Linked DNA regions of Homo sapiens: region 1 is linked to region 2. Evidence: chromatin loops called from intact Hi-C (ENCODE). Cell type or tissue: pancreas. All regions are shown on one strand. Each heading gives the region's core, and the rest is flanking DNA. Links, peaks and the distances in the headings are about the cores only.

Region 1 (16,635 bases), core at 3,590-11,589, 280 kb after region 2:
TACTTGGTCAAAGATAAAATAAAATGCTGGCCGGGCATGATGGCTCACACCTGTAATCCCAGCTCTTTGGGAGGCCAAGGTGGGTGGATCACCTGAGGTCAGGAGTTCAAGACCTGCCTGACCAACATGGTGAAACCCCATCTCTACAGAAATACAAAAATCAGCCAGGCATGATGGCGGGTGCCTGTAATCCCAGCTACTCGGGAAGCTAAGGCGAGAAAATCACTTGAACCTGGGAGGCAGAGGTTGCAGTGAGCCGAGATTGTGCCATTATACTGCAGCCTGGGCGATAAAGCGAGACTCTTACAATTAAAAAAAAAAAAAAAAGATAAAATGCCAATGAGTTGAGTGCGCATGGCAGTGACTGTGGTTGGAGGAGGCATCCAGTTCATCCTCCCTCCACCTTACTGCCCCAGGGGGGTTTCCATGCCCCCTCCTTCTTCATCTAGAAAGGGGTGATGGATAAGCCTATGGAAAGATTTTCCATTATAGATGGAGACGCCGCACATGGCAGCACTAGCATCAATCACCAGGAGCAGCACTTGGAGTGGCCCCAGAAGGCAGGGGATGGGTGGGGTGAACAGCAAGCAAATTGGCTCCTCCTCTGCCCCACCAGCCAATTGAGGAATGGGAGAGGGAATGGTGCAGAGGGAAATGTGGTCTGGAAAAGGGCCTGGGATAGACTGCTCTAGCTAGGAGAGGCATGTGTAGCAAGGGGCAGGACTGGGAGGAGGAAGAGGGGAGGAGGCACCTGATGGGGTGCTATCTGAGGGTGCACTGAGGAACAGAACAGAAGCCTGCATTTGTGTGTTTGCACAGAGTGGCTGATGGAGCCGCCCAGGGAAGGCTTCAGGGGCAGGGGCTCTAGTTGCAAAACAGTTCCAGTCTTGGAAGACGTGATGTCTGACTTCAGGGCCTACCTGCCTCTCACCATCTGTCTCCAGACCATCCCCAAGGGGTGAGGGGTGGTGTCAATCATCGTTTTTCTTCTTGTCTTTTATTTTCTTGGTGGTGGAGGACGAAGACCTTCACCTGTTCTCTGGGTCTTGGCATCCCACCCTGCTGATACATCCTTTCTGCTCCCCCTTCTCCCTGCCACCTGAACAGCCCGCAAGCTCCATGGACACTCAGATGCACTCCCCAAAGAAGCAGGAGAGAGTGAACAAGAGGGTCATCTGGGGCATTGAGGTGGCTGAGGAGCTGCATTGGAAAGGCTGGGAGCTAGGAAAGGAGACCACAAGGAATCTGGTTCTGAAAAATCGATCCTTGAAACTCCAGAAGATGAAGTACAGGTACCAGTATAAGGGATCAAGGACCCAGTGCCACAGCCTTGAGCCCCGAAAGCAGGCTCTCTTCAAAACAAAACAAAACAAACAAAAAAAACCTTTAACATGCCATATAAAAGCCAGTGAGTGTTTAAAATACGTGCAGTATGAATAATTATGCAGCTATAATCCATTATTTTTCATTGTGGTATAGTGTCCCAATGTGTGCCTGTACCATAATGTATTCATCCAGAATGAAGGAAGTTTGGGCTGTTTCTATTTGGGACTGTTGGCATTCGTGTATATGTGTCCAGTTACATAAGTACAAGAGTTTTTCTGGGGAATACCAGGTACTATGAAGGCTCACGTGATTTTGGAGTCTTATGAAGGTTTTTTTTTTTTTTTTCCTGCGTAGTTGTTAAATTGGTGACCTTGCGGGATGGAACCTTCTATTCCACCACCTTGCTCCACCTTCTGTCTTTTCTGGGGAATAGACGCAGGAGTAGAATTGCGGAGGCTTGGGCCATGTACCTGTTCACTTGCTGTAGATAAACCAAACTATTTCCCAAAGTGCATGGATTTCTTTAGACACCCACCAGCAGCATTAGAGAGTTCCCATTCCTCCACATCCTTACCAATAACTGCTATTGTCAGAATTTAAAATTTTTGCCAGTAATGGTAACTTGTGGTTTTAATTTGCATTTCCCTGATTACTAATGAATGAGGATGAGTGTCTTTTTGTAGGTTATTGACACTTTGCATTTCTTCATGTGTGAAATTTATGATCAAGTCTGTGGCCATTTTTCTCTTACATTATCTTGTCTTTTTTCTTTTTGGTATAAGTTCTTATCCCAATTACAAACTCTTTGCCAGTTATGCGTTGTGGATATCTTCTCTCATCTTATGATTTGTCTTTACTCCCTTTATTGTGTCTTTTGAAGAATAAAAGTTCAAAGTTGAATTTTAAAGGTATCAACTTTATCAGTCTTTTTATTTTATGATTGGTGCTTTTTTATGCTTCTCCTAAGAAGTCCTTCTCTACCCCTAGGTCATTAAGATATTTTCCTCTAGTATCTTCTAAAGACTTTATATTTTTGCCTTTTATATTTGTCTTTTGTCTATATGGAATTGATTTTTATGAATAGTAAGTCTTGATAGCTGGTAGTATACGTCCTCCTACTTAATTCTTCTTCAAGATTGTCTTGGCTATTCTTGGCCCTCCCTTTGATCTCTTACATAAATATTCAAATCAGCTTATCATACATGCACATAAAACACTTCTTGAGATTTTGATTGGGATTTAATTGGACCTATAGATGAATATGAGGAGAAATGATATCATTATAATATTGAGTCTTTTACTCCATGAACATGGGCTATTTCTGTATTCATTAGGTTATCTTTCCTGTCTCTCAATAGAGTGTAAAGTTTTCTCCATAGACATTTAGCACATCCTTAGTTAGATTTATTCATAAGTATTTTATATTTTTGCTGTTGTTATATATGACATATTTTTTAGTTGTTTTATTTCTGTTTGTTGCTAGTTTTTAAAATGTCATTTTTATATAGGTATTATGTTCAGTGATCTTGGCAAATCCTCTTATTCTAATAATTTATTTGTTAATTTTCTTGTTTTTTCATGCACACATTTGTATTTTAAATGGAAAATGACATTTTTTTTTCTTTCTAGTCCTTACACCTTTGGCTTTCCTTACTGCATTGTTAAATAGAAAAGTGTTGAACAGAAGTGGTTATAGAGGCATCTTTGTTTTGTTTATCATCTCAGAGTAAAGGACTGCAATGTTTCACTATTAAGCTGTCTGGTAGGATTGATTTTCTGTAGGGTTTCTGTAAAAGTGTACACCTTGTCAGATTATGGGAATATTCTTCTATTCCTGCTTTGCTGAGAGTCTTTCTCATAAACACACATTAAAGTTTATCTAATTTCTTCTTTCTTTTTTTTCTTTCTTTTCTTCCTCTCTCTCTTTCTTTCTCTTTCTTTTCTTTCTTTTCTTTCTTTCTTGTTTTTTTGAGACAGGGTCTCACTCCCTTGCCCAGGCTGGAGTATAGTGGCATTAACATGGCTAACTGTAGCCATGACCTCCTAGGCTCAAGCAATCCTCCTTCCTCAGCCTCTCAGGTAGCTGGGACTGTAGGCATGCACCACCATGCCTGGCTAATTTTTTAAAAAAAATTTTGGTATAGACAGCATCTTGCCATGTTGCCCAGGGTGGTCTCAAACACCTGGGTCAAATGATACTCCCGCCTTAGCCTCTCAAAGTGCTGGGATTCCAGATGTGAGGCACTGTGCCTGGCCTGTGGAAAGATTTTTGACCACTCATTCCATTTCTTTGGTGTTTTTAGGCAGAGCAGCCATAATATTTATTGTACAATTCTTGGGTCAGTTTTGGTAAATTATATTTTATAGCAATTTTTTTCATCTAAATTTAAACATTTGTTGGTGTAAAGTTGCTGACAATGTCATTGTCTTATTAATGTTTTGAAAGTCTGCAGCAGCTGTGGTTCTGACCCACTGTGGGATGCTACAGCTCTGCTGAGGTCTCTGGAAAGGCATCCCCGGTCCCACCCTCCTCAGCCTTGGTTCCCCCACCTCAGTGCTTGCGGACTCTTTAAAATCTGGGTAACCCTTCACTGTCCCTGTCCCTCTCAGGCCTCCATGCTCATCAGAGGTACAAACACTACTCCCCTTTTGTTCAGAGTGAAGATCTCTGAGAATAGGAGGGGGAGGAGGAGGGTGGGTCCTCTTGTGACCAAACCCCTGAGTTTCCATCTCCACGTGCTCATCTCCTGATCGCTTTCTCTGTGGTCCCAGGGACTCAAGCTCCCTTGGCTGCAGGGCTTCCCTCGTTTCCTGCCTCTTCCAGTTGTTCTGAGCCCTGATCTGAGGTGCTCCCCACCGGCTCTCTCCTGCAGGCCCCCCAAGACCAAGTTCTTCTTCACGGTCATCCCTCAGCCCATCTTCCTGAGCCCAGGCATAACCCTCACGCTCCCCATCGTCTTCCGGCCTCTGGAGGCGGTAAGGTCTGCCACAGCGAGTGAGGGCAGGGAGGTACCTGGGAGCAGTGACCTCAGAACAGAAAACAGGACAGAGCAACCAGGAGCGCCCCGGCACACACACATGCTGCCCGCTCCAGCAGCAATCCAGCTTGGGAGGCCCCGTCAAGGGCTTAGCCCCTCATCTCATTAGACAGAGGGCGTTCCCCAGGAGATGCTGGGGGTAAAGGCTGCGATATTATATTGGCCATCAGAAAGTCCTACATTCCGTGGCCGGGGACGGTGACTGACTTCTGGAATCTCAGCACTTTGGGAGGCCGAGGCAGGCAGGTCACTTGAGGCCAGGAGTTCGAGACCAGCCTGGCCGACATGGCGAAACCCCACCTCTACTAAAAAATACAAAAGTTAACCAGGCATGGTGGCACATGCCTGTAGTCCCAGCTACTTGGGAGGCTGAGGCAGCAGAATCACTTGAACCGGGAGGCGGCTGTTGCAGTGAGCTGAGATCTCACCACTGCACTCCAGCCTGGGTGACAGAGCGAGACTCAAAAAAAAAAAAAAAAAAAGAAAAGAAAAGAAACCCCTTCTACATTCCTTGGCCTCTTCCTGCCACTCCCCACCCACATTTCCTCAAAATACTTTTTCCACAAAAGAGGCTCTAATGTTTGAGACCAAGACAACATAGGTGCCCAGCTCCCCTCAGAGTCTGACGTGGGTGCCACGGCCTGGCCCTCCCCTCAGCGGTTGTGTTGGGGGTGGCTGAGGGTGGGCGGGATGTGCAGTCCCTGAATGCCACTGATGGGTGACTGCCCCTGCCCCGCCTCACACTGCAGAAGGAGTACATGGACCAGCTGTGGTTTGAGAAAGCGGAGGGGATGTTCTGTGTCGGCCTACGGGCCACCCTGCCCTGCCACAGGCTGATCTGCCGCCCACCATCCCTGCAGCTGCCCATGTGTGCTGTGGGAGATACGACTGAGGCCTTTTTCTGCCTGGATAATGTGGGGTGAGGAAGAGGCTGAGGTGCGGCGGGGAGAGCAAGAGCTGTGAGGAGGGTGTCTGGAAGCAGGAGAGACAGGCATACCCTTGTCGGGGTAGGGTAGTCTGAGGTTCTGCCCAGCATCCCTGACTTGCTACTGCAGGAGCAGGGGCCGGGAGCCCAGTGCCCTGACCTGCCCCCCACCCCCAGGGACCTGCCCACCTTCTTCACCTGGGAGTTCTCCAGCCCATTCCAGATGCTGCCCGCCACGGGGCTCCTGGAGCCAGGCCAGGCCTCTCAGATCAAGGTGACCTTTCAGCCCCTTACAGCCGTCATCTACGAGGTGCAGGCCACGTGCTGGTACGGGGCGGGCAGCCGGCAGAGGAGCAGCATCCAGCTGCAGGCTGTGGGTGAGGCCCAACCTCCCACCGTCCCCAGACTGGCCCCTCCTGCACCTTCTGGGTCCTCCAGGCCTCAGTGTCCCCCACCTCCCATCTGGCCTGGCCCCCGCCTCCACCGGCCTCCTGCCCTCCCCCAAGCCCAGAAGGCTTTGCCTTTTGTCTTCCATGATGTTACAGGCTAAATTTTCCCTGGGGCCACCTGCCTTCTTCGAGGGGCTGTTCAGCTGGGGCCACAGAGGCCCTGGTGGGTTCCCCCAAGACTCCCCCATCTCTGCCCCAGCCAAGTGCGCCCAGCTGCTGGTGAGCATAAAGCACAAGTGCCCGGAGGACCAGGATGCCGAGGGCTTCCAGAAGCTGTTGTACTTTGGCTCTGTTGCTGTGGGCTGCACCTCGGAGAGGCAGATCAGGCTACACAACCCGTCGGCGGTAGGCACCAGGCAGGAGGGGCGGCAGGACTCACGCCCCCAGGATTGGAATTTCCTAAAATCACCGCCTTGCAGAATGCCCCCCCTTTCTCTCCATGCCTTTGGCCCCAAGCCTCATGTAACCCATGTCAGCTGTCAACAGGTGTGTCCTTCTCCTCAGCTGGGGGCTGGGCTGGGGTATACCCTGGCTCCCCAGAGCCACGAGCAGCCCTAAGACTGTCCTGACCCCAGGACCACAGTTAGCTGTGATGGTACCCTGGGGAGAATTAAAAGGTGCCCCCTTTGGGCAGGCCCAGCGCAGGGCACATGACTCGGTCCCTTCTCTCCTCCTGGTGGAGGCAGTCTGGCCAGTGGGGCACAGGCTGGATGCCAGCTGCCCCCACCCCCTTGGCTAGGCACGCCAGTACAATGCGTAGACTGTCCCATCATACAGTGCTCTGCTCTGTGACCTGACCCTTTGTCCTTCTGCTTGGCCACACAGGTAAATGCCCCCTTCAGGATTGAAATTTCCCCGGATGAACTGGCCGAAGACCAGGCCTTCTCATGCCCCACGGCCCATGGCATCGTGCTTCCGGGAGAGAAGAAATGTGTGTCGGTGTTCTTCCACCCCAAGACTCTGGACACCAGAACTGTGGACTACTGCTCCATCATGCCTTCTGGCTGTGCCTCCAAGACCCTGCTTAAAGTCGTTGGTTTCTGTAGAGGTACCGGTGACCCCAGGGGCCTCCCCTGGGGACAGGAGCAGCCCCTGCTGAGGATTCTGAAGAGCTCCTTCCCTGCTCCTAGGAGGCGGGGCCACCTTGCCTCAGCCTGGGTGTCTGCTGCCCCCTGGTGGCCCTGTGGGGAATCATCCGTGACTACCTGGAGATCCCAGTCCCACTGGCATCCAGTGATGCTGGAGTTCTGCTCAGGCTGCCAGGGCTCTGGGCCTGTAGCCTGGCCCTGAGAGTACCACCTCCCTTCAGTGGAACTTTGTCTAAGATATCCTTGGGGAAGCTGATACCCCATCTCCTGTGTCCAGGCCCTGCTGTGTCCCTGCAGCACTACTGTGTCAACTTCAGCTGGGTCAACCTTGGGGAGCGCTCCGAGCAGCCCCTGTGGATTGAGAACCAATCGGACTGCACGGCCCACTTCCAGTTTGCCATCGACTGCTTGGAGAGTGTCTTTACCATCAGGCCTGCCTTTGGGACGCTGGTGGGCAAGGCCCGTATGACCCTGCACTGTGCCTTCCAGCCCACTCACCCCATCATCTGCTTTCGGCGTGTGGCCTGTCTCATCCACCACCAGGTGAGTCGTGGGGAGGGCATGAGGCTGAGGGAGGAGGGGCTCCCCTGGGGCCCACTGATGATGACAAGGCTTGGTGGGCACTTCCCTGTATTCTGGAACTTCTAGGGCTGTCTGCCTGGTGGTCTCCCACTCCTGGGCCCCAGCCCTGGCTTTTGGAGCCAGTGTGCAGCCTGGGCACAGGGCAGATCACTCTGTGCCAGTCTTGCCCTGCTACCAGGCCAGGCGCTTTGCTGCTGCTGTGCTCATGGGCTGGGAGAGGGAGGCTTGGACTCGCAGCCTCCCACCCTCCCGCTGAGCCCTGCAGGCTTTGCCTTTTCTTTGCCTTCCATGACTTCACAGACTAATTCTTCCCTGGAGCCACCCCACATAGCATGCATAGGGCAGAGAGCTTTCAAGTTAGACCCCAACCCTAGGTCCCTGGGCATGATCAGACACATTGTGCCCTGACCAGCAGGTGCCTGGCCAAGATGGCAAACGGGGCTGAAATGTAACCCATGATCCCTCCCTGAGCTGGTGCCCAGGCTTGGGCTGTGTCTGTGTACCTGGAGGAATGGGTGCCTTTCTCTAATTCTTGTGACAGTTTAGTATGGGCTGGGGGAGGCCTTGGAAATGGAGGAAAGAACAGAAGCCCAGAGGGAGGCCTGATGAGGCAGCCCCCCATATTCTCCTCCCTTGGGAGGGCCTGAATTCTAGTTTGGCAGGCCTCTGGGCTGGCAGTAGGGTGGGTGGGAGAATGCCCAGGGGCCATGGCAGAGAGGAAGGGTGGGTAATGGCTGAGTGTCCTAAGGACCGGGGTGCTCTCTCCTGACCTTCCCTGGACTCCTGCTGTGCCCTGGCTGAGCCAGACCACTGCTGAGTGCTTGCTCACTGGCCACCTGGAGCTTCTGCCCCACTGCCTCTGTTATCCTGTCTGCCCAGCTTCTGTCCTCAGTTCAACCCCCAGCACCCCCCTTGCCCTACCACCCCTCCCATGCCCCACCACACACAGACAAATGTCACAGGACCCACTGTTCCTGGACCTGATGGGGACCTGCCACTCGGACAGCACCAAGCCAGCCATCCTGAAGCCTCAGCACCTCACCTGGTACCGCACACACCTGGCCCGGGGCCTGACGCTCTACCCCCCTGACATCCTGGATGCCATGCTGAAGGAGAAGAAGCTGGCACAGGACCAGAACGGGGCTCTCATGATTCCCATCCAGGTACAGTGCCCTCCCCAGCTGCATATCCCTTCTCTAGTGATTCTTGGGCAATCCCATGCCCCCAGGGTCCCATGGGCACCATTAGTAGTCAGGGCGACTGGTGTAGCCTTTCTAGACAGGAGTGTACCCAGGAGGGGCAACAGCAAGAGGAATGGCAGTTGAGCCCTATCCACCTGTCTTTCCCCATGCAGGATCTGGAGGACATGCCGGCCCCGCAGTACCCTTATATCCCCCCCATGACCGAGTTCTTCTTCGACGGCACCAGCGACATAACCATCTTCCCCCCGCCCATCAGTGTAGAGCCTGTCGAGGTAGACTTCGGTGCCTGCCCAGGGCCTGAGGCCCCCAACCCTGTACCCCTGTGCCTGATGAACCACACCAAGGGCAAGATCATGGTGGTCTGGACGCGAAGGTCTGACTGCCCCTTCTGGGTGACTCCAGAGAGCTGCGACGTGCCCCCACTCAAGTCCATGGCCATGCGCCTGCACTTCCAGCCGCCTCACCCCAACTGCCTTTACACGGTGGAGCTCGAAGCCTTCGCCATCTATAAGGTGTGTGCACGCAATGAGAGGGAGGAATGCGGGGTCTCTGCTAGGAGCCTGAGTGGCTTGGTGGGGTGGCAGGAAGTGACCGAGGGCAGCTTCAGGCTCCATCCTCTGCGTGCCAGGCTTTCTCTTGGCTGGACAGTGACCCCTATGAGTTTGTCTCCTCCAAAGCTCCTGGCCTAGCTCGGCCCATCTGATTTTCTCATTCTTATGTAAGTCTCCCCTCCCCTCCAAGGGAGAACTCAGCTGAGATCAAGCTGTTTGGGAAAACTGGGTGCACAGGGAGATACTCCCTGGGGCTCCTGGCTAGGAGGCCTCCTAGCTTCTCTACTAGTCCTTGAATTAAGAAGTGGTCACTCTAAAGGAGCTTTGAGCGGGCAGGAAGCTGGGCCTAGAGACAAAGTCAGCAGCACCAGATAATTGTGATGGAAAGGGCTTCTGACTCAGCTTCCCTGGGTCGGGAACTCCGAGTGCCGGCTGTCCCCAGCCCTGCTGTTCTGGCCCCAGATGCGTGGTGCCCCCTCCTCATCCGTTAGTCCTGCCCATCCCTTCCTTCTTGACTCTGCCCACCCCACTGCCCTTGCCCAGAGGCCAAGGTCTTGGGGCCCAGAGAAAAGTAGGGCTGTGCGGTCAAGATCAGGGTCACTTACCAGCTATGTGACCTTGGGCAAGTTCCTTAATGTCTCTGAGTCCTGATCTTTTCATCTCTAAACTTGGGACCACGTCCGATCTTTTGAGGAGGCTTTCCAAAGTGGAGGCTTTGGTTGCCCCCGTCCTAATGCTCTGGCAGTGGGGTGATGTTGAGGTTTGTAGGAATAAGGTTGTAGATGCCTGGCTCTGCTGAGGTTCAGCCTGTCAGATATTTAGGTTACAGGCTCTAGACCTGCACAGTCCAGTACAGCCACTGACAGCCACACGTGGCTACTGAGCTTTTAATATGTGGCTGGTCCCAATTGAGACGTGCCGTGAGTGTAAAATGCACCCTGGATTTCAAGACTTAGTATGAAAAGAATGTAAAATACCTCGTTACTAATTTTATATTGGTTATATGTTAAAGTGATAAGATTTTAGATCTGTTGGGTTAAATAAAATATACTATTAACATTAACTTCACGTGTTTTACTTTTTTAATGTGGCTACTGAACATCTAAAATGACATTTGCGGCTGGCATTTGTGGCTCACGTGATATTTCTATTGGCCAGCGCTTCTCTAGGCTCATTCTTACAGAATGAATGGTGCTTTCACATCCCAGCCCCACCCTCCTCCCGGGTTGTGAGGACTAAAGAGAGCATTGCTATATGGATGCAGGGCCTAGCTCCCCGCAGGAGGGGCTGGGTTGGGATTCTTGTTCTCTGCACTGTCTTCCCAGGGAGGCCCTCCTGTCTGTGTCCAATGTCAGACTCCTGCAGCACAAGGGCAAGGAGGGGCAAAATGGGGTGCCCCACAGGGCAGACACAGGACTCTGAGCTTTTCCGTGGGTCTGGCCCCTCTGCAGGTCCTGCAGAGCTACAGTAATATTGAGGAGGACTGCACCATGTGCCCATCCTGGTGCCTGACGGTGCGGGCACGAGGCCACAGCTATTTCGCTGGCTTTGAGCACCACATCCCCCAGTATTCCCTAGATGTCCCCAAGGTAAGCGTGGCCCCAACAGCAGTGGGAGGGAGACAGGGGAGCCCTAGCTTCTGCCTTGGCCTGCAGATCCCTCTCCCATTCTCTGATGGCCTCAGAAACACATCTTTGCACCCTCCCTGGCTGTCCCCACGTCCGCTGTGCCAATTCTGGGTATCTGGGCCGGCTGAGGACTTGCTCCTGGGCCCCGACACTGGGACTGGGGAGAGTCTGGATCCTGGACAGCTGGCCCCTTGCTGCTCCATTGGAAATACTCACTGGCTCCTATGACTCTCAGGTTCAAAACCCTCCAGCTCCTGCATTTGTTTGTGTCCTGTTTACTGAATGCCTGGGTGCCCCAAGTCCTGGGCTCGGGCCCAGGGATATGACAGCCGCACCAGCAGCCCCTGCCTTTGGGAAGCACCCTGCCCTATGAGAGGCAGAGCCAGCCCCATCCTCAGGAGATCATAATTCCCAGGCCACCCCAAGGCCCTTAGAAGCCCTGCCTGACCTGACAAGCAAGAGGACATAGGGCTGAAAAGCACAGAGCCTGGGGCCAGACCGCCGGCTTCCAATCCAGTTTCACCTTTGATGTCTCCTCCAGTCTCCATCGCCTGGAGGTTTTGCATTAGACTTCTGGTTGCTGGAAAAGCACCACTTTGGGACAATGTGCTTTGGGTTGATTCTGTTCCCCCTACCACCTACACTTCTGCCCTCCTATCCCAAACATATACCACCCCAAGATTCAGCTTAGAGGCAGCTGCTTCCCAAAGGCCTTCCTGCCTCACAGAGTCCCCCTCGATGTCTCCCTCGGCCCCCTTCCCTTGGCAGTTCCTCCTGGTGGGTTGTGGCCTTTATGCAGCCCAGAAGATCTGGCGTCACTCCCTCACCGGCTAACACACAGGCACTGTCACCCCAGCTTGATGGGGACCTCTGGTCAGGGATTGCAGGTTTTGTGTTTTGCAGCCTGCTCAGCTCTCAGCTGGTGCTGGCCACACCCTGGATACCTGAAGAGTGTTGGGAGCTGAGATTATCTGGGCCAGTTTCCATCAGTTACCTGCATGAGAATCATCTAGAAGGGGTTACTTACTTTTTTATTTTGTATTTTCTGATATAGAATTTCGCTCTGTCACCCAGGCTGGAGTGCAGTGGTGTGATCTTGGCTCACTGCAACCTCTGCCTCCTGGGTTCAAGCGATTCTGTAGCCTCAGCCTCCCATGTAGCTGAGATTACAGATGCACGCCACTACAACTGGCTAATTTTGGTACTTTTAGTAGAGATGGGGCTTCACCATATTGGCCAGGCTGGTCTTGAACTCCTGCCACAAGTGATCCACCTGCCTCAGCCTCCCGGAGTGCTGGGATTACAGGCAGGAGCCACCACACCCAGCCCGAAGTGGTTACTTACTGCAGCCCCAGAGCTTCTGGACCAGGCTCTCTGAAAATGAGTTCTCCAAAGAGTGATGCAAAGACACCCTAAAATGAAACAACTTCTACTTTATCCTTGAGGAACGGCCTTGGAGGCCTGAGTTTCCCAGGGGCCTGTGCCCCCGCCCCCCTGCCCCCCCCCCGCCCCTTTCTGGAGGTCTCTGGAGAACAAAAGCATTCTTTGGTGTCAGCTCGTGGCCTCCTTCAATTCCCCGTTCCCAGGGCGTTGACTGGGCTGCAGGGCAGCACCTCTGATCTACTTGGAGACAGCTCCTCCCAAGCCCCCATAGGGCCCTGAGTGTGTGTCCCAGGGTGGAGGTCTGAGCGGGGGGCCGCTTTCCTCCTCTCCCACCCCCAGCTATTTCCAGCAGTGTCCTCCGGTGAGCCCACCTACCGCAGCCTGCTCCTGGTCAACAAAGACTGCAAGCTGCTGACCTTCAGCCTGGCCCCCCAGAGAGGCTCAGACGTCATCCTTCGGCCCACTTCGGGCCTTGTGGCACCCGGGGCCCACCAGATCATCCTCATCTGCACCTACCCTGAGGGCAGCTCCTGGAAGCAGCACACTTTCTATCTGCAGTGCAATGCTTCCCCCCAGTATCTCAAGGTAGGAGGCAGAGGGAGGGGACCTGGGTCCTTGGGAATGGGCCATAATCTTGAACCACCCTTTTCAAGGCCATATTCTGGGGTTGGCCCCTAAGATTTCCAGGGGGCCACTTCTCCTCCAGGAAGTAGCATAGTAGGGAAAGAACCTGCTTGACCACTTCTGTGAACAACTCTCCCACCCCTCAGGGCCTTGCCTGTCCCCCTTATGGGGTCTGAGGCCAAGAAAGAGGGTGCAGAGAACCCAGAGGAAGGATCTGGGGGAGGCAAAAGACACCTGCAGGTGGTAGAGGGATATTTGGGTCCAGGCCAGCAATAGACTCTGAGATGGTGGGCCCATGTCTGGCCCCGTGGAATGGTCTATAGATCCTCTCTCAGTCCCTGAGTTCTTTTCAAGAATTATCTCCTGGGCCAGTCACCATTGACTCTGCTTTTGACAGAAACTGCCGGTACACGGGCTGGCAGAGGGCCTTTGACTGCCTGCTTCAAGTGGGGAAAGCTGCCTAGCCATGGCTTCCTGGACATGTTGTGGGGGGCTGGGACTGCAGAGTGAGGTCAGGGCACTGCCCTTCTTCCTCTGGCTCCAGGAGGTGAGCATGTACAGCCGGGAGGAGCCACTGCAGCTGAAGCTGGACACCCACAAAAGCCTCTACTTCAAGCCCACCTGGGTGGGCTGCTCCTCCACCAGCCCCTTCACCTTCCGCAACCCCTCGCGTCTGCCCCTGCAGTTCGAGTGGAGGGTCTCTGAGCAGCATCGAAAGCTGCTGGCTGTCCAGCCCTCCAGGGGGCTAATCCAGCCCAACGAGAGACTTGTGAGTGGCTCCCCTCCTGCCGAGTGACGGCAACCTTCACTTCTGTCATCTCTTATTTGTGCCTATCATAGCCCAGACTTGCCATGTGCAGCCCCCAATTCCATCCACAGTAACTTCCCCCACCTGGCGATGAGGTGTTATTATTACCCTCACCATCCCCCCACCATTTTACAAATAATTGAGGCTTGAGAAGGGGAAGCCATTTACTAAGATCATAAGTTAGGCCGTGCAGGGCTGGGACTGGAACCAGTGTTTCTGATGCCAGGCCTGAGAGGCATGTCACCTCCCCATCCATGGTCCCCAAAGCTGGGAGGTCATTGGGAGGGTGGGTTGCAGCAGCTGGATTTGGGCCCAAATGGCCAGCCACCAGTGAGGGTGAGGAAGGAGACTGTAGTCACAGTGGGGGTGCTGGCTGGGATTCAAAATAGCAGACCCCTGTCCCTAGTCTAGAACCTTACCGACGGGTTGGGGAGGCCAAACTTGGGACAAGAAGCACCAGCACAGGCATCTGTAAGAGCCAAGGGGACAGCCCCTCGGGGGGACAAGAGGCCTCATAGCCTGTGGAGTTGGCCTGGAATGTTGACATCCCGCTCCCACCCTCACTACTGTCTGACCCTGGGCAAGGGACCCCACTTCTCTGAACTTTCAGTTTCTCATCAGAAAATGAGGCATGGAAATAATACTACTGACCCCGTGGGGATATAGGATTGAGGGGATTGGGGAGACTCCATACATGTGCCGTGTACAATGCCTGGCATAGGGTAGATTCTGAGAAAGGGCTAACGTAGCATGACGCCCTGCCATGGGGCCTCGGATGGCCAGGTACCTGTGGAGGGGCTTCCGAAGGCCACTGCAGGGATCATTTCTGTGACCCCAGACGCTGACGTGGACCTTCAGCCCTTTGGAGGAGACCAAGTACCTGTTCCAAGTGGGGATGTGGGTCTGGGAAGCCGGCCTGTCCCCAAATGCCAACCCCGCTGCCACCACCCACTACATGCTCCGGCTGGTGGGCGTTGGGCTCACCAGCAGCCTCTCTGTGAGTGGGAGGGCTCTGGCAGGAGGGGGCTGGGGGAGAGGCCCGGACAGGTGGGAGGGAAGGCCCCAGGGAACCTCCCAAGGTGGGAGGGAAGGCCAAGAGGGCAGAGGATAGGAGCCCTCTGCCCCGGATACCCCAAACTTGCCCTTCCTTGGGGGATGCTCTGAAAATGGGGCTGGGAGAGTGGGGCTGTGGGCCTGGAGGAGCTCCCACTCCCGGCTGGCTGACTGTGGCCTCCAGGCAAAGGAAAAGGAGCTGGCCTTTGGGAATGTGCTGGTGAACAGCAAGCAGTCCAGGTTCCTTGTCCTCCTGAATGACGGCAACTGCACCCTCTATTACCGCCTCTACCTGGAGCAGGGCAGCCCTGAGGCCGTTGACAACCACCCCCTCGGTACTTGGGCCTGAGCTGGGACTGGGGCCAGGGGAGGTGGGAGGAGGTACTGGTTAAGACCGGTTAACCTGCTGGGCACACTGGCACGCGCCTGTAGTCCCAGCTCTTCAAGAAGCTGAGGTGGGAGTATTGCTTGAGCCCAGGAGTTCCACGCTGCAGTGCACTATGATCACAACTGTGAAGAGCCACTGCCCTCTAGCCTGGGCAACATAGCGAGACCCCACCTCTGAGCCTCAGCTTCCTCATCTGTTAAAAGGGGCACCAGGTGGCACCTACCTCACAGGGCTGCTAGGTGGGGAAAAGTGCTTAGCAGGTGCCAATGACACAAAGTTAGGTGTGGTCCCTCTGACCCAGGCTGGGAGGAGGGGCTCCACTCCCTGTTTCCTGCCTCAGGGCCTGCTGTCCTCCCCTGGTGCCCAGGGAAGGGTATCTACAAAGGAGCAGGAGGAATGGCTGGGCCTCCTCTACCCACTGACCCTCCGGCATCATCCCTGAGCAGCTCTGCAGCTGGACCGAACAGAGGGGAGCATGCCACCCCGGTCCCAGGACACCATCTGCCTGACTGCCTGTCCCAAGCAGCGGTCCCAGTACTCCTGGACCATCACCTACTCTCTCCTTTCCCACAGAGGTACCTAGACTGCCTGGCATAGAGAGTCGGGGCCGGGGAAATGCAGGATGAAGGGGGAGGGCTGTGTGAGGCAGTGGATGCCGAGCGTCAGGCAGAGCTGGCAGGGTGAGTGGGGTGTGCTGAGGTGTGCCTTTGGTGTCTGGCATAAATGCCACACACCAGACATGTCTGTCCAGATGAGTGTCCATATGTGCATGTGCCCAGTGCAAAGAGTTAGGAGCTGTGCTGACTTATTGTGAAATCTTAGCCCCCAAGCCTCGCTGGGCCTCATCTTCCTTCTCCGTAAAATGGAGTACTTACTAGCCTGCCCCAGGCAGGTTGGAAGGAGTCCAGGGCAGCACAGAGAGGAAATTGAGAGTGTGGACTGGGGCCAGAGGCTCTGGAACTGGATCCTGGCTCCAGCACTTGTAACCTTAACGAGTTGCTTCACCTCCCTGTGCTCAGTTTCCACATGTCTCAAATGGGGATAATAAGCTGGGCATGGTGGCTCACACCTATAATCTCAGCACTTTGGGAAGCTGAGGTGGGAAGATTGGTTGAGGCCAGGAGTTCGAGACCAGCCTGGGCAACATAGCAAGACCCCATCTCTACAAAAATAAAAGTATTAGCTGGGTGTGGTAGCATGCACCTGTAGTCCTAGCTACTTGGGAGGCTGAGGCAGGAGGATTGCTTGAGCCCAGGAGGTAAAAGTTGCAGTGAATAAGCTGTGATTGTGTCGCTGCTCTCCAGCCTGGCAACACAGTGAGACCCTATCTCAAAAATGAAATGAAATTAAATAAATAAATAAAAATGGGGATCATAATGTCACACAGGCCAGAAAAGGGAAGTGAAGTCAATACCTGCCACCACTTGCATGAATCTTGAAAACATTATGCTAAGTGAAAGAGGCCAGTCACAAAAAGCCACATATTGAATAATTTCATTTATATGAAATGTCCAGAATAGGCAGAGAGAGACAGAAAGTAGATTAGCGGTTGCCTGGGGAGGGTGAATGGGGAGGGATGGCTAATTGGTA
Region 2 (14,460 bases), core at 2,348-10,347:
CATTCACAGTTGTTGCTTCAATAGTTCAGGAACCCAAGAATTTACATTTCTAAGAAATTTTCAGATACTGATACTGCTGGTCCAGAGGCCACAGTTCGAGAACTACTAGCTTAGAGAAATGCACACATATGTACACAAGAGGCGTGTGTACAGGAATATTCATAATAGCAGCTGGGCACGGTGGCTGACGCCTGTCATCCCAGCATTTTGGGAGGCCAAGGCGGGAGGATCACGAGGTCAGAAGTTAGAGACCAACCTGACCAACCTTGTGAAGCCCCCTCTCCTAAAAATACAAAAATTCGTCAGGCCTGGTGGCATACACCTGTAACCCCAGCTACTGGGGAGGCTGATGCAGGAGAATCACTTAAACCCGAGGCAGAGGTTGCAGTGAGCCAAGATTGTGCCACTGCACTCCAGCCTGGGTGACAGTGAGACTCCGTCTCAAAAAAAAAAAAAAAATTCATAATAGTGTGTCCAGAATTGGTGGGTTCTCGGTCTCACTGACTTCAAGAATGAAGTGCTGGACCCTCGCAGTGAGTATTACAGTTGTTAAAGGCAGCGTGTCTGGAGTTTGTTTCTTCTGATGTTCAGATGTGTTCCGAGTTTCTTCCTTCCGGTGGGTTCTTGGTCTCGCTAGCTCAAGAGTGAAACTGCAGACCTTCGCAGTGAGTGTTACAGCTCTTAAGGTGGCGCGTCTAGACTTGCTCGTTCCTCCCAGTGGGTTTGTGGTCTCGCTGGCTTCAGGAGCGAAGCTGCAGACCATCATCGTGAGTGTTACAGCTCATGAAAGCAGTGTGGACCCCACAACTGAACAGCAGGAACTTAATACAAAGAGCAAAAAAACAAATCCTCCCCCACGTGGAAGGGGACCCGAGTGAGTCGCTACTGCCGGTGGGGCAGCCTGCTTTTATTCTTTATCTGGCCCCACCCATATCCTGATGATTGGTCCATTTTAGAGAGAGCTGATTGGTCTGTTTTACAGAGAGCTGATTGGTCCATTTTGACAGGGTGCTGATTGGTGCATTTACAATCCCTGAGCTAGACACGAAAGTTCTCCACCTCCCCACCAGATTAGCTAGATACAGAGTGTCGATTGGTGCATTCACAAACCCTGAGCTAGACACAGGGTGCTGATTGGTGTGTTTACAAACCTTGTGCTAGATACAGAGTGCCAATTGGTGTATTTACAATCCATTAGCTAGACATAAAAGTTCTCCAAGTCCCCACCAGACTCAGGAGGCCAGCTGGCTTCACCCAGTGGATCCCACACCGGGGCCGCAGGTGGAGCTGCCTGCCAGTCCCGAGCCATGTGCCCGCACTCCTCAGCCTTTGGGTGGTCGATGGGACCGGGCGCCGTGAAGAAGGGGGCGGCGCTCGTCAGAGAGGCTAGGGCCGTGCAGGAGCCTACAGCGGAGGGGGAGACTCAGGCCTGGTGGGCTGCAGGTCCCGAGCCCTGCCCCGCGGGGAGGCAGCTAAGGCCCGGCGAGAAGTCGAGCACAGCAGCTGCTGACCCAGGTGCTAAGCCCCTCACTGCCCGGGGCCGGCGGGGCTGGCCGGCCGCTCCGAGTGCGGGGCCCGCCGAGCCCAAGCCCACCCGGAACTCGCGCTAGCCCGCAAGTGCCACGCGCAGCCCCGGTTCCCGCCCGCGCCTCTCCCTCCACACCTCCCCGCAATCTGAGGGAGCCGGCTCCGGCCTTGGCCAGCCGGGGAAGGGGCTGCCACAGTGCAGCGGCGGGCTGAAGGGCTCCTCAAGCTCGGCCAGAGTGGGCGCCAAGGCCGAGGAGGCGCCGAGAGCGAGCGAGGGCTGTGAGGGCTGCCAGCATGCTGTCACCTCTCAATAGCATTATGCATAATACTACCAAACCTGAAACAACCCAAATGTCCATCAGCAGAAAAATGGATTAAAAAAAATTTTTTTTTTTGATACGGAGTCTCTCTCTATTACCCAGGCTGGAGTGCAATAGCGCAATCTCGGCTCACTGCAACCCCCACCTCTCAGGGTCAAGCAATTCAGCTGCCTCAGCCTCCCGAGTAGCTGGGATTACAGGCATGAGCCACCACACCTGGCTGGGACTACAGGTACGTGTTACCACGCCCAGCTAATTTTTGTATTTTTTGTAGAGACAAGGATTCGTCATGTTGCCCGGGCTGGTCTCAATCTCCTGGGCTCACGTGATCCTTCTGCCTCGGCCTTCCAAAGTGCTGGGATCACAGGCATGAGCCATTGTGCTTGGCCTCTACAAAAAAAAAAAAAAAAATTAGCCAGGCATGGTTGCTCACAATGGTAGCTGCTCAGGAGGCTGGGGCAGAAGGATTGCTTGAGCCCAGGAGTTGAAGGCTGCAGTGAGCTATGATCTTGTCACTGCACTCCAGACTGGGTGATAGAGTGAGACCCTGACTCTAAATAAATAAATAAATGTTTAAAAATGTATTAGTCACTGTTAGAGGTCACTACACTACACAGACTCATTATTTTGCAGAAGGGTAAAGAGAAAAAGCTGAGAATATATGTTACCTTTCCAGTTGGAATTGCATTTTAGTGTAAACTAAACCCAGTTGATGAGAGAAAGCCCTTCTTTACAAAGTAAAATAAGCGATAAACGTGAATTGAATGATAGGATTATAAAAATCACCATTTTGCAACCTCTAATGAAATCATTTAGTCAAGGATGGATCACCAGTGAATAGTGAAACCATTAGGTGAAAAGTTGATGAGGAACTAGATAGTCTCACAGTGCCAAAGTATCATCCAAGAATTACATGCTGGTCACATTAGAAAACCACAGCTTTACATACAGAGATCTGGCTGTCTCTACCTTAAACCAGTGATCAATTTTAACATCACTAATAGAACAGTCAGACATCATGTACTTCCTGAAATGATGCAATGAGAGGCATTTTGCTTTAAAAATTCTTTAATTTGATACAGTCAATACTTCATATATAACTTCTAGTTTACAGGAAATACAGGTGATATACAGGTTATACACTGGAGAAATACAGGGAAATACAACATGAAGAAAAAAATCAGATAAACCCAGAAGAAGAGTTCTAAAGAAAAATTGACCTGGTCTATCAACATGACAATGTCAAAAATGGGGGAGGGGAGAGAGGATATGGTGTCTATGCTAATTTACAGAGATTAAGAAACATAACAAAGGCCGTGGTTGTTCTTAATTGACTGTTATTTTGAACAAAACACCTGAAAAGAAAAGGCATTTTTGGGGAAACAATCTGAGAAATTTGAATATGAACTGAGCATTAAATTATATTAAGGAATGCCCGGGCGCGGTGGCTCACGCCTGTGATCCTAGCACTTTGGGAGGCCGAGGTGGGTGCATCACGAGGTCAGGAGATCGAGACCATCTTGGCTAACACGGTGAAACCCCGTCTCTACTAAAAATACAAAAAATTAGCCGGGTGCAGTGGCAGGCACCTGTAATCCCAGCTACTCAGGAGGCTGAGGCAGGAGAATGGCGTGAACCTGGGAGGGGGAGCTTGCAGTGAGCCAAGATAGTGCCACTGCAGTCTGGCCTGGGCAAAAGAGCGCAAGACTCCTTCTCAAAAAAATAAAAAAAAAAATTTAAAAAATTATATTAAGGAATTATTGTAAATTTTTTTAGGTGTCATAACAGCACTTAGGTTATGCAGGAAAATGTCCTTATTTCTTGGAGATGCATAATGAAATATTTAGAAGAGAAATGTCATGATGTCTATCATTCATGTTTAAATACTAAAAAGAAGCAAATATTGTAAAACATCAATAACCATTAAGTATGGATGATGAGTATGTAAGTATTCATTATGCATTTCTGTCCTTTTTAAATTTTATTTTATTTTACTGGAAAGCAAGAGAGGAAGGAGATCAAATCTGAACTTAAGAAGCTCACTCCCCTACTTATTGGATGACTAGAGTGGAAGCAAAAGAGCAGTTACTAGCTGATTGCTGCAGTGGTCGTGGTGAAAGAGCACAGTGTTTCAGTTCAGGTAGTGAGGATGGACAGAAGTGGACTGATGGGAGATGTATTTTGCAGGGAGAAACCATAAAATGATTGATAGCCTCGAGGTGGCACAGACGGAGAGAAAGGAGAGTCAAAGCTAATGATGAGGCCAGGCCCGGTAGCTCACACCTGTAATCCCAGCATTTTGGGAGGCGAAGGCCGTTGGATCACCTGAGGTCAAGAGTTCAAGACCATCCTGGCCAACAAGGTGAAATCCCATCTCCAATAAAAATGCAAAAATTAGCCGGGCAAGGTGCTGTGCGCCTGTAATTCCAGCTACTAGGGAGGCTGAGGCAGGAGAATGGCTTGAACCCAGAAGGTGGACATTGCAGTGAGCCAAGATCACGCCAGTATCCAGCCTGGCCAACAGAGCAAGACTCCATCTCAATAAAAAATAAATAAAAGCTAATGATGACAGCTAATATGTATGGAGCATGTAGTATGCACCAGTCCAGTCATCCTTCTAAGTGATCCATATTAGTGTAACGAACAAAATCTTCACAATCACTGTGTGAGGCGGGTAGTAACTATTAACACCTCCACTTTGCAGATCAGGAAACTTGGACGCAGACAAGTTAAACAAGGTGCCCAAGGTCATACCCTTAGTAGATGCCCTGCTAGAACTGGAATCTAGGCATGCCTAACCATTTTTTCTTAAGGAAGAGAACAGTATCTTCAATGACAATGAGTAAGAGTACTTATTCTACCCACTTTTCTGCTTCTTGTCTTCGGGTTTATCGTTCTGGACCCACCTATCTTTCCTGGCCCCCCACTTAACTTAACCCTTTTCACCCACCCTGGGGCGGGGAGACAGAGGTGATCCTAGAAGAGGGCTACAGGGATGGGGCCAAGTGGGAATTCTAGCGAGGCGCCTACTATTTGATGGAGGAGGGATGGGCTAGGTAGGTCCCCCGCTCCGACAGGGCTCTTACGCCATATGTGACGCAAATTAGCTTACGAGCCGGGGGTGGAGGTGTCGTCAGCACCCGCCTGCGGTTGGCCGCGTTGCAGCGAGAGGGGCATGTAGACCCCGCCTCGTAGGGAGGTGGGGAGCGGCAAGCCCCGCCTCAGCCCCTCTGGCAGGCTCCCGCCAGCGTCGCTGCGGCTCCGGCCCGGGAGCGAGCGCCCGGAGCTCGGAAAGATGCGGCGCCCGCGGCGGCCTGGGGGTCTCGGGGGATCCGGGGGTCTCCGGCTGCTCCTCTGCCTCCTGCTGCTGAGCAGCCGCCCGGGGGGCTGCAGCGCCGTTAGTGCCCACGGTCAGGAGGAAACTTGGGCTGGCGGGTGGTGGGGGGCGGGGAGCAGCTTGGGGCCTGGAGCGAAACTCGGTGGGGGTGAGGGTGAAATGTCATGAAGCTCGGGGAGAATATGGGTTGGGGGAGGCATGCGAGATGAGGAAGGTGAGAGGGCGTCTCGGAGGAAAGGGGCGTAGGCCTGGAGGTGGGGCTGGGAATACGGGGGCGGGACCTAAGAGAATTGGGCTCTGGGGAAAATTGCAGGTTCGGGAGAAGGACACGGGGTGCATGTGGGCAGAGGGACTTAGAGACCGGCTGCGAGACCACAGGAGAAGCCACTTGCTCCGAGGCGCCTGGGAGGTGGTGACAGGCGCTGAGGAATGGGAAGGGGAGGTGGCGGGGAGAATGAGGGAACGGTGATCTCTGGGCAGTGGAAGCCTGGGCCGCAGACATAGAGTCCCAGCTGGGCAGAGAGAGAGGCCAGGGTTTCTCCGTAAGCCTAGAGAAGCTGATTGCAGCGATCTGATCTCCTGTAACGGGGGACAGCACGGGGAGGGGGCAGAAGAGGATGAAGAGGGGAGGGTCCTCTCTTGTCCCCCTCCCCACAGCCAGGCCTGGTGCTGACTCACATCTGTGCGGACAGAGACAGTCAGCGCTGACTCACGGACAGGGGGTGGGGGATGGGAGGGTGGCGCGTGGGGGAAGGGGCGCAGCCTCGCCGCCTGGCGCCCTCTTTCCCCACCCGGGCTTGGAGGCCCGAGAGGCAGAGTACTTCCTGTGACGCTGTGGGTTGGCAGAATACAACAGAGGGCTCAGGTCTAGTGGAGAGTCCTCGCTCTGTGACCCCTTCCTCTCTGGTAACCGCCTCCAAGGCCAGCCCTTGGCGGCGCCAGACTCAGAGCTTCAGCACCGCGGACAGCGCCAGCGGCTCGGGACAGCGCGAGGAGAGATGCCTAAGAGACACCCTCCCCAGCCCCACCCATGCCCTCTTTCCCCCGACCGGGGGAAGTGTGCTAGAACCTCTTCTGAGTTCCAGGCCATTATAGGATGCTTTTCCATATTTGGGAAGGAAATTCCTCTTTCAGAATTTGGCCAAAACCTCTCCTGCAGTAATTCTATGAATCTCTCTCCCTGCACCTGGAAGGTTTCTTCCCTATCACTCAGTTAAGCAAACAGAGGCTTTTAAGGATACAGACTCACAAATTCTTAAAATCCAAAACAAGATCCCATGCTTCCTTTTAAGAAATTCAGGCCTGATTCCTACTCTCCTCCCAGCTTAAGGCCTTCTTTAGAATGAAAGAATAAATTGCATCTGCTTCTCCCGTTCCCAGCCTGTCCACCCATCTGCCCATTCTCTGTGAGTGGGTGTCTGAGCCTCTGCTCACCTTTTCCTCTACAGGCTGTCTATTTGACCGCAGGCTCTGCTCTCACCTGGAAGTCTGTATTCAGGGTGAGTGAGGCCCAAGCATAGAACTCACAAGATCGGGGGGAGAGGGGCAATAAAAAACAAGAAGGGGAGAGAAGGCCCAGAAAGGAAGAGGGCTACTGGGCTTGAGAAGAAGGAAGACTTGCCTGGAGGAGGAGAGGTAGGGGAGAAAGTGAAGAGAGTACAGTCCATTTGCAACCTGGACTTTGGAAGGCCTCTTATTCAAGCCCCCTGCTGACACCACTTTTGTGCCCTTAGATGGCTTGTTTGGGCAGTGCCAGGTGGGAGTGGGGCAGGCCCGGCCCCTTTTGCAAGTCACCTCCCCAGTTCTCCAACGCTTACAAGGTGTGCTCCGACAACTCATGTCCCAAGGTAAGGTCTGGGTGCACTGGAGGAGAGAGATTGGAACTTGGTTAGTTATGGGTGGGGAAGAAGATTTCTCTTCAAGGAATATTCCTATCACCCCCACTGCTGGAGCCTCACCTTCCCATATCTTGCTAGAGTAAGAGGTGGAACCCTAGAGATGGGCTATTCACATTTGGACTCTCTGGAGAAGCCCAGAGGAGCCTTCTAAGAAGAAGTCACTGGAAAAGGCCAGCTTCCATCTTCTTAGGACCAGTTCCTCTCACTGGCATTGTCTGAGTGCTACAGAGCCAAGAACTCTGGAATCCTCAGCCAGGATAATATTCCACTCACCCAATTCCTCATTCAACAAGTATTTATTGAGTACTTACTATGTAGCAGGCATAGTTTTAGGTATTTGGAATGTATCGGGAATAAAACAAAGATCTCTGCTTACTGGAGTTTCTGTTTGGGGGATAAGGGGAGGAAACACGCTATAAAAGTTAGAAAATACATAGTGTCTTAGAAGATGATAAATAGCATATAATATTATAGCAGGATAAAGTGATCAAAATGGTGAGGTAGAAAGCTACAGTATTAAATGAGGAAATCAGGTGGTTAAGGTGGACATTATTGAGACTATGAAATCTGAACAGACTTTTTAAGGAGGTGGGGGAGTTTGTCAGAAGATTATCTAGGGGAAGAGTATTTCAGGCAGACCAAACAGTTAGGACAAAAGCACAATTCTGAAGAGCACCATGGAGGCCAGGGGACTGTAGAAGACTGATGGAGAGGAAGAGTAGAAGGTGAGGTCAGGTAGGTAATGGGGGAAGGGATGTGGATCACTTTAGGGCCTCATAGGGGAATGTATGGACATTAGCTTTACTCTGAGTAAAGAAGGAAACTATTACAAGATTTGGAGCTTGGGGGCACATGATCTGACTTACACTTGACAAGCATCACTTTTGCTGCTGTAGTGAGACTAGAATAGATGGAGTCAAGAGTTGGTGAGGGGGACCACTAAAAACCACCACAATAGGTTGCTCTGTCTATGGAGTGCCATTCTTTTGTTTCTTCACTTCTCTAATAAACTGCTTTCACTTTACTAAAACAAACAAACAAAAACTACCACAATAACTCAGATAAGAGATGAATGTGGATGGGGCCAAGGTGATTGCAGGGAAGGAATGAAGGATGAGAGAATTCTGCATTTATTTTTAAGGTAGTCAGCATTATTTCGTGAAATATTGGATATGGTTATAAAGAGAGGAGTCAAAGTTTTTTTGGGTTTATTTTGTTTGTTGATTGTTGTTGTTGTTGTTTGAGACAGAGTCTTGCTGTGTCACCCAGGCTGGAGTGCAGTGATGCAATCTCTTGCTCACTGGAACCTCCACCTCCCAGGTTCAAGTGATTCTCCTGCCTCAGCCTCCCGAGTAGCTGACATTACATGTGCGCGCCACCATGCCTGGCTAATTTTTGTATTTTTAATAGAGACAGGGTTTCACCATGTTGTCCAGGCTGGTCTTGAGCTCCTAACCTCAAGTGATCCATCTGCCTGGGCCTCCCAAAGTACTGGGATTACAGGTGTGAGCAACCGCGCTCAGCCAGGAGTCAAAGGTTTTATTTACTGAATAACTGAATCAGTGGAGATGTCACTAATTATAATGTGGAAACTTGCAAATGGTTCAACTTGGTGGGGGTGTTCAGCTTTGAATATGTTGAGTTTAAGATGTCTACTCAAGTGAAGCAGGAAGTTGAGTACATGAGACTGGATTCTGAGAGACAGAGTTCTCACCTGGAGATATAAATTTGGAATTCTTTGGCATATAGATGGTAATTACACCCATGAGGTGGATGAGATAACCAAAAGATTGAGTGTCTATTAAGAAGACCAAGGATCAAGTCCTAGATAATTCTTCTATTAAAAGGACCAGGCCAGGTATAGTGGCTCACACCTATAATCCCAATACTTTAGGAGGCTGGGGCAGGCAGGTCACGAGCTCAGGAGTTCGAGACCAGCCTGACCAACATGGTGAAACCTTGTCTCTACAAAAAATACAAAAATTAGCCAGGCATGGTGGCGAGCACCTGTAATCCCAGCTACTCAGGAGGCTGAGGCAGGAGAATCACTTGAACCTGAGAGGCAGAGGTTGTGGTGAGCCGAGATCGCACCACTGCACTCCAGCCTGGGTGATAGAGCGAGACTCCATCTCAAAAAAAAAAAAAAATGAGGACCAGGATAAAGAGAGGAACCATCAACTTCCTCTCAGGGAGACTGAGAAGGGGAAGCCAGTGGAGTAGGATTAAAAACAACAGTGTTCAGTGTCCCAGAAGCCAGGAGAAAGTGTATCAAGGAGGAGGAGTGACCAACAGTGTCAAATGATGATTACGGGATAAGTAAAATAAGATATGAAAATTGACCACTAGATTTGGACATGCAGACAAAGCTGCTCTTGATGAGAGCAGCTTTGGTAGAATAGTTGGGAATAAAATCCTGAATAAAGTGGATTAAGAGGGAATAGAAAGAAAGGAATTGGATACAGTCAGTATAGACAACTTTTTCTAGAAGTCTTGCTGCAAAGATATGGAGTGATCCCTAGAGAAGAAAGTGGGATCAAGCAGTATTTTTCTTAAGATGGAAGAAATTGCATATTGTTTGCATGGGAATAATGTGAATAATTCAGTAGAGAACAAAGGAAATTATGTAGGAAAGAAGAGAGAATTGCAAGGAGAATGTTCCTGAATAGGTGAGAGGGGATGAAATCTAGTGCTCAGAGGAACTGGCTTTAAATAGGAACACAGACAGCTCATCTAATGTGAATAAGCAAGGAGGCAGGTGTGGATGTTGGTAGATACCAGAATACAAGTTAAGAGCAGCACAGATTTTAAATCCAGAACTAGAGAAGAAAAAATGAGGGTGAAAAGTGGGAAATTATTCCTTTAGAATAAGTGACTGAACTTTCCTGAGAGCAGAGTTTTTTTGGGGGAAAGAGTCAAACAGGAGAGCTGTCTATGAATAAGATGATGATGATAATGGTGATGATGATGATGATGACGACAATGAAGATGATGATACATGTTTAAAACATGTGGATTATGCTTTAGAGTTTTCTAAGCACTTTGATTTCCCTGATCACACTTGATCTTCACAACAGCCCCCTGAAATATGTATCGTTTCCACTTTACAAACAGAGAAAGTTGAGGTTCAGGGTCAACACAAAGAATAATAACAATAGTAATAATAATTATGGTAATAGCATTTGTTAAAAGTTCACTACATGACAGGCACTATTCTAACCGTTTGATATGTATATGTGTTATTTTAATGATAATAACAATCCTAGGAGGTATAAATCCCCATTTTATTGATGAGGGAATTGAGGCTTGGAGAGGTTCAGCAACTTGCCCAAGGTTACATAATTCATCAGTAGCAAAGGCAGGATTCAAACCCAGGTGGTCTGGCTCCAATAGCTGTACCTGAGGGTGGGAAGAAGACAGCTCAGATCACCCACTGAGTTTGTCCCTCTACTCTGACAAACCCCATGAGCTGCAGGGCAGAGGGTACAGTTCTGATCCCCAGTGGTCCCCGTTACTGGATCCCCAGACTCCTGAACCAACTTACGCTGTCCTCTTTCCTGACAGGATTGTCCTGGCACGATGACCTCACCCAGTATGTGATCTCTCAGGAGATGGAGCGCATCCCCAGGCTTCGCCCCCCAGAGCCCCGTCCAAGGGACAGGTAGGCAGCCTTTCTCTACAACTCTAGCAATGGTGAGGCTGATGAATCTGTGGTTGTCCTAATTGATGGAGAGAAGGGGAAGGAAGTGGGCACCAAGGCCAGCATGCTGGGGCACAGGTAAAGAGGTGCAGGAATGGTCACTCTCTGACATGCTCACATGACCAAGAGGAGCTGAGCTCATCTCTAGGGATCCAGAAAAACGGGCATTTTTTGAATGTTTTGAAAAACATTGACATTGGCTACTTTAAAAGAAGCATCAATGTAGTCATCATGGGAGAAATTAGAATGCTGTTGGACTGAAGTTGTTCAATATTCCATTTCATTACTATGTGAATTTCTATATGACAGGAGCCACCATCATCTTTTTGTGGTTAGGGCCTCTAAAGGCATCATTCAGACTGCAAAGCAGAGGAAAGTAAATGAGGTTTAGGGAGCTCAGATGATGATACCAGGATGAAGATGGCATAGTGGTGGGGGGTGGAGGAGCAGTCCTGAATATTTGGACATATACTTGGAGAGCCAGGTGTGGGGACATGGCACACAGGGGCAACGGGGACAGCTGCAGCCACAGTTCATCTAGAGAAATTCCTGGTTGCCTTCCCCTGCTCCTGTTTGCCCCTTCTCCATCCCCAGCCTCATGATTACCCAGCCTTTGCAGTTGTTTCAGAGACTCAGCCATGCTCACCAGGGAGGCAGATACCTCTGCCCTCAGCTTGGCCCTCTGGTCCCTCCCCATTCCCACCCAGCCCATCTCTCTTCCCCTGAGGTCACTCAGTTTCTAAAGAGGTCAGGCCTGCTCTTAACCGCTGAGCCTGCCTGGCCCCGAATAGTTCTGCCTTGCAGGCTCTCTATGCCCTTTCCCCCGCTCCAACACACACACTTTGCTTTCCTCTACAGGTCTGGCTTGGCACCCAAGAGACCTGGTCCTGCTGGAGAGCTGCTTTTACAGGACATCCCCACTGGCTCCGCCCCTGCTGCCCAGCATCGGCTTCCACAACCACCAGTGGGCAAAGGTGGAGCTGGGGCCAGCTCCTCTCTGTCCCCTCTGCAGGCTGAGCTGCTCCCGCCTCTCTTGGAGCACCTGCTGCTGCCCCCACAGCCTCCCCACCCTTCACTGAGTTACGAACCTGCCTTGCTGCAGCCCTACCTGTTCCACCAGGTAAGTCCTTGACTCTGGTCCCACCCCAACCGCAGTCCCTCAGCCCGGACTTCTGCTCTTACCCAGATCTCTGGTTTTCCACAGTTTGGCTCCCGTGATGGCTCCAGGGTCTCAGAGGGCTCCCCAGGGATGGTCAGTGTCGGCCCCCTGCCCAAGGCTGAAGCCCCTGCCCTCTTCAGCAGAACTGCCTCCAAGGGCATATTTGGGGACCACCCTGGCCACTCCTACGGGGACCTTCCAGGGCCTTCACCTGCCCAGCTTTTTCAAGACTCTGGGCTGCTCTATCTGGCCCAGGAGTTGCCAGCACCCAGCAGGGCCAGGGTGCCAAGGCTGCCAGAGCAAGGGAGCAGCAGCCGGGCAGAGGACTCCCCAGAGGGCTATGAGAAGGAAGGACTAGGGGATCGTGGAGAGAAGCCTGCTTCCCCAGCTGTGCAGCCAGGTAACAAGGTCCTCAGCATCCACCTCCCTGTGAGGGCTGCTTTGGGGGAACCATGGTGGGGCCCTTCCCTGACAATCTATGCGTTTGTTAACTTGTCCTTAAAGTCATTCATACATTTAAGGAATGTCTACTGACAAGCTGTTCTATGCCAGGCACTAGGGAAGTGGTGGGGAGTGGAGTTGACGTGACTCTCCTTCCAGTGGAGAGTCAAGATGTCCTGAAGTTTGATCTGGGTCCCAGGAAGAACTTTCCCCCAAAGTGTGGACAAGGGCTGGGAAAGGGAGGGCATCTCTTGGTGTCCTGGTGTCTGGGAAGACTCTCTTAACATGCTAGTCCCTTCCCACCCTCACTCACTCATCTGCATCCCTCAAGTTCACTGCGCAATCAGCCCTAAGCTCTGTGTCTGGCTCCCAGCAGATGCGGCTCTGCAGAGGCTGGCCGCTGTGCTGGCGGGCTATGGGGTAGAGCTGCGTCAGCTGACCCCTGAGCAGCTCTCCACACTCCTGACCCTGCTGCAGCTACTGCCCAAGGGTGCAGGAAGAAATCCGGGTAAGTGTCCAGGCAGAGGGAGGGACCAATATCTCCCGGCTCCATGGAGGCCTCTTGCCCTGCCTCGAGACCACTTGGAGTAGCCTGGAGAGGAAGAGTCAGGCTTCAGGGGAAAGAGTTCCTTTGAGACATAGGGTCATTGCCAGCAAGGCAGGGAGCAAGGGGGTAGGGTGGCAAGCTTAGGAGTTAGATCAGGAAAAGACTAGATGGTGGAAGTAATGGAAAAAGCAGCCAACAGAGGGTGTGAGCAGGGAAAAGGAGGCATCGGGAAGGATGGGTTGGTGACAATGAGGGCCTAAAAACGGGCATAGCCAGTACTAAGAAGAAGCCAGTAATTGATGGGTAGAGAAATAACTGAACAAAGAATAGCTTTGAGAGAGATGGCCAATGGTAGAGGGAGGAGTTAATAAAACAGTAAATTGGGAGGAGGAAGCAAAAAGGAATGAGGCCAGGCTTAGGATGAGACCAGTAACAGGGTCTTGGTCACTGACTGAGATGAAGACCACAGCAAATGTTCCAGGCTCAGGGTCTCTGGCCCTTTCTCCCACTTGTGTTGTGTAGACCTTGGCCATGGCCATTTTTCCAGACTCTTGTTTTTCCTGTCTCGCAGGAGGGGTTGTAAATGTTGGAGCTGATATCAAGAAAGTGAGTCCCCAGCACCTCCTTGACTCATAATCACCCCATGGCAGCACGCCCCCTTGCCAAACCTAAATTTCAAATTCAGGACCTAGAATCTGTATCCTCCCACCCCTCATTTTGGGGGAAACCAAGGCCCAGAGACCGCAAGTTATTGCCTAAGGTCTCCCATCAAGTTGATGGCAGAACTGGAGCCAGAAAACTGAATTCTTAATTCATTCCTCTTTTCACTACAATCATTTCAGACCATGCTCTGAGGATTCCTAGGGGAGGAGGGAAGTTTCGAGCAGAGAGCCCTTCCTGAGCTTCTGTAGCAGGAGGAGCTCTGCTTCTTTCTGTTTCATGTGTTGGATTTCTAAGACTTTGTGGCTAAACAAAAGTCTAGAAACCATCGCCTGCCTGTTTGTCTTTTACCCTCACCCCAGCTTCTCTTGCTGCAGGGGTTTTCTGTCTCCAGCCCCATTCTGTGGATTAGTACAGACCATTTTCAATCATTCAATCCTTTATTCATTCATGCATCCACTTACTTGTCTCAGATGCTCTGGTGTCCTCTCTGTACCCAGCACTGCAGTGGTCCCTGGGGGTAGAAAGTGAAAAGCAGGTCCTGAGCTCCACTGTGGAGAGCTCCGAGTCCAGGGTACCCCTTCCCCCAGCACTGTCCAGAGGCCACACCTCCACCCTCTTCTGAACAGACAATGGAGGGGCCGGTGGAGGGCAGAGACACAGCAGAGCTTCCAGCCCGCACATCCCCCATGCCTGGACACCCCACTGCCAGCCCTACCTCCAGTGAAGTCCAGCAGGTGCCAAGCCCTGTCTCCTCTGAGCCTCCCAAAGCTGCCAGACCCCCTGTGACACCTGTCCTGCTAGAGAAGAAAAGCCCACTGGGCCAGAGCCAGCCCACGGTGGCAGGACAGCCCTCAGCCCGCCCAGCAGCAGA

Evidence for each region. Peaks named below come from ENCODE experiments on the same cell type or tissue, not always from the same donor. Only the 100,000 strongest peaks of a DNase experiment are listed, where the experiment ranks them.
Region 1: it touches region 2 in a loop (2.2-fold over the local background); 8 of 110 quality-filtered maps call a loop at or near these places.

The regions. Positions count from the first base shown.
Region 1 is chr2:219,020,137-219,036,771 of GRCh38, reverse strand. It overlaps CFAP65 (cilia and flagella associated protein 65), which reads left to right. Exons shown (of 35, transcript NM_194302.4): 5 at 1,108-1,292; 6 at 4,200-4,302; 7 at 5,114-5,283; 8 at 5,467-5,666; 9 at 5,938-6,083; 10 at 6,564-6,786; 11 at 7,104-7,369; 12 at 8,371-8,571; 13 at 8,763-9,122; 14 at 10,613-10,750; 15 at 12,512-12,757; 16 at 13,341-13,565; 17 at 14,443-14,601; 18 at 14,842-14,992; 1 more. Among named protein-coding and RNA genes, the nearest start is that of CFAP65, 13 kb to the left of the region's middle. RefSeq lists enhancers at 6,971-7,160, 11,012-11,512. In pancreas, for the core only: a CTCF peak has its summit at 6,914 (motif pointing left); DNase peaks (open chromatin) are centred at 5,601 and 6,901.
Region 2 is chr2:219,300,015-219,314,474 of GRCh38, reverse strand. PTPRN (protein tyrosine phosphatase receptor type N) reads left to right here and starts at 5,074. Exons shown (of 23, transcript NM_002846.4): 1 at 5,074-5,257; 2 at 6,633-6,683; 3 at 6,918-7,031; 4 at 10,644-10,740; 5 at 11,638-11,899; 6 at 11,984-12,338; 7 at 12,756-12,887; 8 at 13,498-13,532; 9 at 14,216-14,460. The coding sequence starts at 5,143. In pancreas, for the core only: no CTCF peak of the experiment used is centred there; DNase peaks (open chromatin) are centred at 5,141 and 6,144; H3K27me3 peaks cover 1,316 bases.